Linked DNA regions of Homo sapiens: region 2 is linked to region 1. Evidence: chromatin loops called from intact Hi-C (ENCODE). Cell type or tissue: PC-3. All regions are shown on one strand. Links, peaks and the distances in the headings refer to the core of each region. The heading gives the core; the rest is flanking DNA.

Region 1 (5,492 bases), core at 102-5,101:
GCCCAGGCTGGAGTGCAGTGGCACTCTCTCGGCTCACTGCAACCTCTGCCTCCCGGGTTCAAACCATTCCCCTGCCTTGGCCTCCCAAGTAGCTGAGATTACAGGTGCCCACCACCACACCACACCCGGCTAATTTTTTGTATTTTTAGTGGAGACGGGGGGCTTCATCACGTTGGCCAGGCTGGTTTTGAACTCCTGACCTCAAGTGAACCGCCCGCTTAGGTCTCCCAAAGTGCTGGGCTTACAGGCGTGAGCCACCGTATCTGACCTGAGAAATAATTTTCAAACGTGACTGACAGATGAGTGGGTTTGAGAAAAGCCCAGTGGCAATCATTCTTCTTTGAGTATTACCTGGCTCCCAAGCATTTTTTTTTTTTTTTTTTTTTTTTTGAGACATAGTTTCACTTTGTCATCCAGGCTGGAGTGCAGGGGCATGATCTCAGCTCACTGCAACCTCTGTCTTCTGGGTTCAAGCGATTCTTGTGCCTCAGCCTCACAAGTACCTGGAACTACAGGCGTGCGCCACCATGCATGGCTCATTTTTATATTCTTTTGGTAGAGACAGGGTTTCACCATGTTGGCCAGGCTGGTCACGAACTCCTGACCTCAAATGATTCACCGGCCTTGGCCTCCCAAAGTCCTGAGATTACAGGTGTGAGCCACCATGCCCAGCCGGCATTGCTATTTTCACCTCTTCTTGGAAAAACAACAACAAAAAAGTGAAGATAAATTTATAATAGAAAAGATCCAATGGGTAAATTCCAACAGTAAATGTTAGGAATCACAGGTTGTCTATTACGTGCTAGAAGTTAGGAAGACTCAGATGCCTTCTGTGTAATTAGCATGGGTAACAGATGCATCCTGTTTAGATGGAAGATAAAAAGTTTTAAAGAGTTTTTAGAACATTTATCATTACTTTTGGGATTCCAGGCCTTTTTTGATCCTTTACCTACCCCACTTCTTTTTTTAAAGCAGACATTTAAAGAACAAAGCAAAACAATGCAAATACAAAAAGGCTTACATTATTTTTTAATATGTAAAATCGAGATAATAATACCTATCTTATAGGTTTGTTGTCTTAAAGGAACTAAAGGATTTAGTCCAGGAATGTGTCTAGCACACTGCCTGGGGTGAACACTGAATGACAGCATTGGAGGTAGCACGGTACTTTCTTCCATCCTTTTAAATCAACTCAAGGTTGGGGAAGGGGGCGGCTACAGACGAAAACACCGATGAAAGAGCCAGCTTCCCCCATCTTCTATGGGAGCAGGTAGCAGGCTGAACTAATTTGATATTTTCCCCTCCGGAATAGAGTATGTTCTTCCAAGAATAAAAAGAACAGCCCACCTGTGATAGTCATTAACCAGATAAAATCTTGAGGAAGAGATTCTAAGTCTCCAATTATCCTTTTACATACATTTATTCTTTATTTTGGATTCTAGGGACACCAAGGGTTAATTGATAAGTCATAGGCAATTTCATCACATACTGAGTTGCAAGCACAGGTGGGATAATAGAGCCACTGGGAATTAGCCTAACCTTAAAATATAAGATATTTATAGCATCAATAGTACATAATCATATGATTGGGGAGAAAATACAAAGGAAGAAATACATACGAGTCTTAAAGCTAGAAATATTACAAGATTTACTAGCTTATAATTTGAAGTACCTAGATGTAGGATAAATATATTTATGCAATGTATTATTGAAGACAATTCAATATGTTTCCAGGGAAATTGCAGAATTTAGCCTAGAAACATTTTAAGGCATAAGGACTTTAGGTAACATATTGTTAAATTTAGCATAATTCCATTTAGAGATTTGAGTTCTAGCTGCTGTGTCATCATGCTTTATAAAACTTAAAGCTAGATTTCTGGCTGGAAAACATTCTAAATTGAAATAAAAGCACAAATATGATAAACCAAATATTGTTAAGTTGTTAAAGTTAAAATCTCTAACCATGAGTATTGAGCCAGATTACCTAAGTTGAATTTTCTGAAGTAATAGTATGGGTTTGTATATATGTACCAAGCTTAAGCCGGAACAAAGCAGGAATTTTTCTCTGGTGGTAGAATTTACATAATGTACACTAGGAGAACTGTTCATGAGAAAAGTTCCTTAAACTATAATGTTTTTAAATTTAAATACTCACTGCTATACAATTGTATGTGAATTTGGAAGGAATGCAAATTACATTTATGGGATCAGTCTTCCTACTTTAACCCTTGAACTCTTGCTACCGCAGACTATAGTGGGACGATTCCTGCCTAGGAGAACAATGCATCAATCAATATGGGTGTCCTCCTCTCTCTGGGCAATTGCAAAAGAGCTGGCTTTTTTTTTAGTTTTTAAAAAATTTTCAAGGATTTTTAAAACCCACCTAGTGCCAGGCGTTTGTCCTCATCAGACTTAAACTGAAGCTCTTCTGTTAGTTCTTCTTTCTTTACCCCAAAGAGGTGCCCCAAAGGCTTGTCATCCCAAGGCTAAAATCCCAACAGTGTCTTAGAACTTCACACAGTTATGCAATCATTAAAAGCAAAACTGAAAACACAGCCCTGGGCCTTCTTGGGTGAGATGCGGCTGCAGGTTGGCTCTGTGGCTCACAGCTATTGCTTAACAAAACCAAACAGTGAGCACTAGATGTCGTGATTACATATTAAATAGTAGGAGCTGGATACCTTTCCTTGCCGAGGATGTGAATGACAACACAAAATCCCTGAGTCAAAGCTCTTCAGGGTCAAATATTACAATACTTTTCAACTATTAGTATTCAAGCAGTACTCAGAATAAAAACAAGCCCAGTGCTAACTTCCTGCTCCTGGAGTTGGTGCTCGAAATAATTAAATTCAGTGGAAATGGACAAACTCAATTTAAAAAATTTTGAAATGAAGCCAGATATCAGTATTTATGTTTGTACGGTCACACTACAAAGACACATTCTGAGAAAGGCAACATTAGGTGATTTTGTCGTGTGAACATCACAGAGCGTACTACCCAAATCTAGATGGTGTAGCCTACCACACACCTAGACTGCCTGGTATAGCCTATTGCCCCTAGGATACACATCTGTATGGTGCGTTACTGTACTGAATACTTTAGGCAATTGTAACATAAAAGTATTTTTTTTTTTTTGAGACGGAGTCTTGCTCTGTCGCCAGGCTGGAGCGCAGTGGTGCGATCTCGGCTCACTGCAAGCTCCGCCTCCTGGGTTCCTGCCATTCTCCTGCCTCAGCCTCCCAAGTAGCTGGGACTACAGGCGCCCGCCACCACGCCCAGTTAATTTTTTTTTTTTTTTTGTATTTTTTAGTAGAGACGGGGTTTCACTGTGTTAGCCAGGATGGTCTCAATCTCCTGACCTCATGATCTGCCCACCTCGGCCTCCCAAAGTGCTGGGATTACAGGCGTGAGCCACAATGCCCGGCTCATAAAAGTATTTATGTATCTAAACATAAATAGAGAAAAGGTACAGTAAAAATGCGGTATAAAAGTTAAGAGATGGTTCACCTAGATAGGGCACTTACCATGAATGGAGCTTACAGGACTGAAGTTGCTCTGGGTGAGTCAGTGAGTGAGTTTGAGTGAATATGAAGCCTAGGCTATTACTGGACACTACTGGAGACTTCATAAACACTGCACACTTAGACTACATTTATTTTAAAATATTTTTCTTTCTTTGATAGCAAATTAACCTTAGCTGACTGTAACTTTTTTACTTTATAAACTTTTTAATTACTAAAACGTTTTGACTCTTTCGTAGTAACACTTAGCTTAAAACACAAATACATTGTGTGGCTGTATAAAATGATTTTCTTTCTTTATAGTCTTATTATATATACTTTTTCCTTTTTTAATTAATTTTTTTTAATTAAAAAAACCTTTTTGTTAAAAGGTAAGACATAAACTCACACATTAGCTTAGGCCTACGCACGGCCAGGATTGTCAGTATCACTGTCCCACCTCCACATCTTGTCCTATTGGAAGGTTTTCAGGTTCAATAACATGCATGGAGCTATCATCTTGTATGATAACAATGTCTTCTTCTGGAATACCTCCTGAAGGACCTGCCTGAGGCTGTTTTACAATCAACTTTTTTTTTAAATAAGTGGAAGATGTACTCTCTCAAATAATAAAAAGTATAGCATAGTAAATACATAAACTTGTAACACAGACATTTATGATCATTGTCAAGTATGTACTATACATGATTGTATGTGCTATACTCTTATAAGACCAGAAGTGCGGCAGGTATGTTTACAACAGCATCATCACAAACACGTGAGTAAGGTGGTGTGCTATGATGTCACTAGGCAGTAGTAATTTCTCAGCTCCAGTATAATTTTATGAGATCCCTGTCACATATACAGTCCATAGCTGACCAAAACATCGTTATGAGGTGCATGATTGTTTATTATGGTTCATACTTTATGCTTATCCCAATGAAGTTTAATAATTGTTAGAACAAAGCTGTGAATTGATATGAGAAAATCTACACAAAATATACCATTTCCATCACTCAAGTCAGTCAGGCAATTTCTTAAGGTTTGTAGTCCACTGAGGTACTTTAGAATCTCAAAGCAACTATAGAATCCTACGGGCCAAGTGTTTGTAAGGTATTACTATGAATTTTAATAATTAAAAATGATTGATTCTAGACCTATATGTATCTAGCACTGTGCTAGCTATTGTAGAAGAATAAACAGTATATAACTCTCTCTTTCCAAGAATTTCATAATCTGATTAAGAAGCCAAATCCAACACACGAAGCAATTAGATAACTAAAGCACAAAACAAGATGGTGCTGAATTCTAGTGCGATAGTAATTCAGTCTTCAGCTGAGCTCCCGCTACATCTAGTGTCTGGGCTAAGGATTTGCTTGTGTCCTTTGCTTTGACATGTATAATTTACTACATCATAAACAGTATGATACAAATGTAGATTTTTGTTTATTAAACCCTTGGGGTAGTCAGAAATATACACTTTAGGAGTGAACAGCTAGTATCTAATCAGGAAGGTCAGACATAGTACTGGTTAATAAATGCAACTCCACTGTCCATTGATTAAGATATGAATTAATGAATGGCAGAAATGAGTTTTCATTGATGAAATTAATGGCTTATTGATCAGAAAAATAAATTCTAAAAACAGACACTACTTATGAGATTCAAGGTATAAATAGGCTTCCCTGACCCTGTATGAACAGGGAATAGTCATCGAGTGAAGCCTTTGGTGTGCTGCCTGAGGCTGGATTGGTCCTGTATCCTGCTGGTGGATTATATGATTTCTGGTGCCTGATGCTGAATTTAAGGGTAGTAGAATCCTATTGGGGAATATAGTTAAGCTGACTGCAATATATTTTCTGCAGAGTGGTGGTAGAAGAACCTAAAAGAATAAAGACTTGAGACTTCATGAATGTTTACAGAACGGACTGATGAATTGCTTAGGGCCTCCTTGCTAATACAGTTTAAAAGTATGTGTGTGGAGAATTTAGT
Region 2 (5,492 bases), core at 304-5,303, 93 kb after region 1:
AGAGATGGGGTTTCACCGTGTTAGCCAGGATGGTCTCTTTCTCCTGACCTTGTGATCCACCTGCCTCAGCCTCCCAAAGTGCTGGGATTACAGGTGTGAGCCACCACGCCCAGCCCAAAAGCACATTTTAAGGCAAAATATAATTATATTCTGATGACTGATCAATCTGGGTGATCTATGTCACTGTTATAATATCCATCAGAACAAGTACAGAAAAAGTGACTTAGTATATAACTTCATTTCTTCTAACATATACCGTATTATGGCTTACAATACATATGCTTGCACACAAGTACATATATATTATAAATAATTTGTGTCCCCATAAGAAAATTTTAAACTGGGTCAGTAGTAATGAAAACATCATTGTGCAGGGAAAAATTAAAAATATGTAAAATAAGCTAATGGAAATGAATGACAAAGCAAGTATTCTTAAAATTGGCTGCTCTTCCTTTCTTCCTCCTTCACCATCCCTTTCCTTCATGTAATTGCTCTTCATTGAACACCTTTTATATTCCAGGCACGATGACAGCCGCTTAGGATACAATGGTGAGAGAAAACAGAACATTGAGAAAAATAATCCATTATGGAGCCCTATAAACTGAATGTTTGTGTCTCCCAGAAATTTATATGTTGAAACCTGATTAGGTTTCAGTGTGATAGTGTTAGGAGGTGGGGCGTTTGGGTAATTAGTTCATGAGGGCAGAGCCTTTATGAATGAAAGTCGTGTTCATATAAAAGAGATCTCAGAGAGTTCCCTTGCCCTCCTGCCCTGTGAGGACACAGCAAGAAGACAGCCATCTGTGAGCGGGAAGTTGGCCCTCATCAGCCACAGAATCTGCAGGTGCTTTGATCTCAGATTGTGAATTTCTGTCAGGGAGGCTCTGAATACACAGGGCTGGTCTGGCCATAAATTGAAAAAAATTACATGCTGGTCATAACTCCAATGTCAAGCAAAATCTAGAATATATATACATATATTCTGTAATGTAACTATTAAGAAGGGTGAGAATTTTATTTAAAAATGGTTCCTTTCGGTGGAACTCTTGTGATAATATTTTTTCAGTAATGAGAGCCTTTCAATGGAAATTTTCAACCTAAATGAAAAAGATATTTTCATAGCTACCAGTGCCTAGTAAGCTGTGTCATGAGCATCAGTACATTTTACAAATGGTTTTAATTGAGCAAGCTGGTTAAGGAAGCCAGTTAAAGGAGCTTATAAACATATGTCTACTATTCTTTTTAAGGAAGAGTAAGAACTTGTTATAATGTAGATAAGGGAAGATGCCAGAAATCTGGACATCATGAGCTACTACAGAAAGCAGCCTTGGACCCATCTCTTTTCTAGTCATCTGTGTAAAATGCTAGCAGGTTGGATTAACAGCTTGCTACATTCTGAGAGCATCATGAAGAGAAAGGAAGCGGTCAAACTGTAGTATCTATATATAATGCATTATAATCAGAGATATGCTCTGCCACCTTTGACTCCCAGAAAGCAATTCAACTATAACTTGACATTGTTATCACATTTATGAAAAGGATGTATCAAGCAGAAGTGTTGATCACAAATGGAGCAAAAAAAGAAATACAGATAAACTAATTTGGCAGAGCCCATCTAAGCTTGGCTCAGGGGGGATAAATGCTGTACACAGAATGCCTGGTATGGTATAGACTTAAATATACCTAAATAAATGAGAGCTATGATACAAAGGCAACTCTACAGAGTTATTTTTAGAGGCGAAGTGCATGCTTATGATTTTATGGGAATTTTATTCACAGTTTCTGATGCCTATCTATAAATATTATAAATTTTAGAATTTTAGGGCATTATTAGAATATTATATTTATTTTCTGTTTTTGCATGTTCCTTAATGTCCTGAAATTTAACCAGTGAGAGCATCCACTGAAGGTAATGGTGGAAATAGGTTTCCAGTCCTGGTAACTATTATCCATGAGAAATTAATTTCTTTACGATTCCCAAGGCCACTGAGTTTTGATGTTCTCAGAAGGGCACCATTTTAGAGTCTAATTTATTTCTCGTCCTCTCCTGTTGTTTAAAAAGGTGAAACTAGAAGTGTGAAAAATTACATTCAAACATAAACAATACACCTTTAACAGGTTCTATCCAGTATTCTTATTTCAAGATTTCTAAAAATATAATATATACTATATCCATTTGAAAGAGTTGGCACGTCAGCAATTTTGATTGTGCAGACATGATCTTAAAAGGAGTTTGAACGTAAAATAAGTAAAATTGTCATGAGCATGTATATCTTCAGGAGATATAACCCCAAGCAGAAAACACTCCACTTGTAGTGGCTCACATGAAATTTCTCATCTTCACATGGCTATCTATGTGGACACAGTTCTTCACTGTGTGGGGAAAGCTAGGACAAGTGTTTGCCAGGGAAATAACCAAACACTGGAGCTGTGCGATTGTAAATAAGAGGATGACTTCCCCAGACTGGTGTTTTTTACATAAATAATAGGAAAGCTTCACTCCAGGTACTTTTTTCTAAGACAGCTCTTGAAGGAACAGGGTTGTTCTGTCTTTGATAAAGGTGAAGAGCCTGAGCCTCAAAGGTGGATCTAAAGGTTCCAAAGGAACAAGGATATACCCTGATCTATATATTTAAATACAGTACTTATTCCTGACGATTGTGGTATTTTCAGGAAGACTTTAAATAAGACCTAATTTTTAAAAACAGCTTCCTTCTGGAATTTGTCAAAATGGTTTGTAACTTCTCTGAGCTTCACCCACATGGATCCAGTGAGAATGATTACCAAGTGCCTTTTAGGTTTTCACGAATGCTTTGCCGCACCATTTCAAAACCAATCTGAAAACGCAGCTATTATAGTTTTTCCCTTTATAAATTTTTACTATCAACTTTCAAAATAAATGCTACACATCTGACTACTTTTACTAGTTGTGTTTGTTCCCTGGAAACTATGACTGACATATTCCTTCAGTTCTGTAATTTCCTGAGCAACTTCTAATGATAAAGCTTCCTTTCCATGGCTGAGAAAGGCCAACAGGTGAGCCTCTGTACGCAGAATGCTTGGTATGGTATAGACTGAAGTATACCTGAATAACTGGGTGGGTTTTTATTTTAATGTTAAATTTGAGCCTACCAAATAGCTGGAGAGGTTTTTATTTTAATGCTAAATTAGATCCTACCAAATCCCTTGTGCCACACCCTCTGATGGCTTCCCATCTCGCCCAGAATAAAACACAAGCTTCCTATTATGGCCTGTGCCCAACTTCTATCCTCATCTCTCCCTCTCTGTAAAAGTTAAAAAAAAAAAAGAAAAAAAAAAAGTAAAGCTATCTTTTATTTTTCCTGCTCCTGGAATTAGCTAAGCACGTTCCTGTCTCAGAGATCTTAAATCTGTTGCTCCCTCTGCTGGGAATTCTCTACCTTAGATGCATATGGCACTGTCAGTTCTGATTTTCTTCCGTAATTCAGGTCCAAAGTCCTCTCCTTTTTGCCCACCTCATCTAAATCTGGATCCCCACATCCTTTATCAGTCACTATTATCCTATGACTGTGCTTTATTTTACTCATAATACTTATCAATCACTTTTGATACGATCTTGTTCATTTATTTGATTACTTGGCTATCATTTATGAATATATATTTTATGAATATTTTTCCTCCCTCTAAAAAAATAAGTTGCAGGAGGCCTGAGACCTTGTGTTTTTACTCAGTGTTGTCTCCCCAGTGCTTGGCACGTAGGAACTCAATAGATCCATTAATATTTGCTGGATAAGCGGGTAAGTGATGAATGAACAGCTCAACTGAGAAATCATGGCAGAATATGGTCAATTATATCCGGGGCCACCTCTGGCTTCTTTTAAAATCACATTTTCTAGAGAAGCCTTAGAGTTAAGGGAAGGCTTTTCTATAATTAAAACAAAAGAACATTTGCTTCTCCAGAACATGGGAACATTTAGAAAAATTAAATTTCACCAGGCAGTAAATGAGATTAAATTTGCAGGGCATTAAAGGGAAGCAGTAGATGTACCTATTAATGATATATTTCTTATTTTACTGAAGGTATGGGAAAATTACCTGAGAACAGGTACCTCTTAGCCTGGCTGTGTTTCATTTTACCCTTTTCGTGTAACAGCTTTACAGCAGCCTTAAATATCTTCTTGATCTCATCTGATATCTCTTGCCATGTCTTCTCGTTTTCAGCATTGGTAGAAGGCTGCATCTATAGAAATGTAAAAGGGAGAAATTAGTCTTACAATCATCAAAGAAAAATAATATTTAAGAACAAGAAAATTTCTATTATTTGAAGGCCTACTATGTGCCAATACTATGATAGGTGCTTTACAGACAGTGTCTAATTTAATCTCAATAACCCTGAAAGTTAGAAATTATTTCTGTGTTGCATGTGAACTTGACCAAGTTACACAAGGGTGTGATCCAAATACGGTGTGTTTGTCAGACTTTCTTATATACCATGCTTTTCCCTTTTGAGTTTTGATACAAATGCCATAAGAAAATAATCTCTGGTGTCCTCCAAAGCGGAGAGAAAGTTAAAGGGGAGGTGCTCTTATGTTATATCTAGTTGTCTTTATTTGTTTTAACTTCATTTGTTTTGATGGTCCACTGGGAGATAAAATGGGAGGACTGCCTACCAATAAAGTAACATTTATATAGTCTTGATAATCTTATTCACACATTCATTTATTCAATAATAATTTATGCAGAAATATCATGTGGGGTTTTAGGAATAATCTCAATTTCCCTAGTGGATCATAAAGATAAATGAAGAAACAATTAAAGCAAATTAAATAGTAACATATGAGAAAATCCCCCAGATCATGGTAGAAACTGGTTTCTTGGGGTATCAGGTTCTTTGCTATCTATATTTACTCCTGGCATCTTTAACTGGGAAATGGTTTGGGTTTACCCCAATATTCTCACCCAGAGAAGCAATATTGTTATAGATAATTACTTTGAATAATATATGTGAGGGAGAAGAAGAAAAATCAAGGATTCTGATATGATTTCCCATTGCACAGAGAAAATGTGTTATGTTGGATACCAGAATGACAAATACACAGATCCCGAAGTGGAGAACTGCGGATAACCCACAGCTGTGCTCTTGGAACTGCCTGGGTGCTGACTGAATCAAGGACATTCTCTTTGGCAGAGGGTTGGATATCCATGCCTTCTTTGCAATCTCCCTAAATATTCTACTCAATGAACAGGTCCACCTTTCCCCTCTTCCTTTTTCATTTGCTTTTAAAGGACCTATCATAAACTTGGGAGCCAAGTTGGAAAGTAGATAATAACGTTTCCATGATGCTCAAGCATGAATCAGTCTCATTCCATCACTCTCTATAAGATGCATGAATATAAATGAACTGTTTAAGATGTTAAAGAAAAAATATTAAGTTAAAATTTAAAAAGAGACTATAAATAATAGCTAGGTAGATTTTACAAAGGACTTCCTCCCACAGAAAACAAATGCACAC

The links. Hi-C counts contacts between places; a loop is a spot of excess contacts. Peaks named below come from ENCODE experiments on the same cell type or tissue, not always from the same donor. Only the 100,000 strongest peaks of a DNase experiment are listed, where the experiment ranks them.
Region 2: a loop joins it to region 1, with 4 times the contacts of the local background. A loop is called at or near these places in 1 of 110 quality-filtered maps.

The regions. Positions count from the first base shown.
Region 1 is chr4:37,525,472-37,530,963 of GRCh38, reverse strand. The region is part of intron 1 of PGCKA1 (PDCD10 and GCKIII kinases associated 1); the gene reads right to left. Among named protein-coding and RNA genes, the nearest start is that of PGCKA1, 74 kb to the right of the region's middle. In PC-3, for the core only: a CTCF peak has its summit at 2,653; DNase peaks (open chromatin) are centred at 2,653 and 3,553; H3K27ac peaks cover 464 bases.
Region 2 is chr4:37,432,603-37,438,094 of GRCh38, reverse strand. NWD2 (NACHT and WD repeat domain containing 2) reads right to left here. Exons shown (of 7, transcript NM_001144990.2): 5 at 4,075-4,219. Among named protein-coding and RNA genes, the nearest start is that of PGCKA1, 19 kb to the left of the region's middle. In PC-3, for the core only: CTCF peaks have their summits at 3,221 and 3,421 (motif pointing left); no DNase peak of the experiment used is centred there.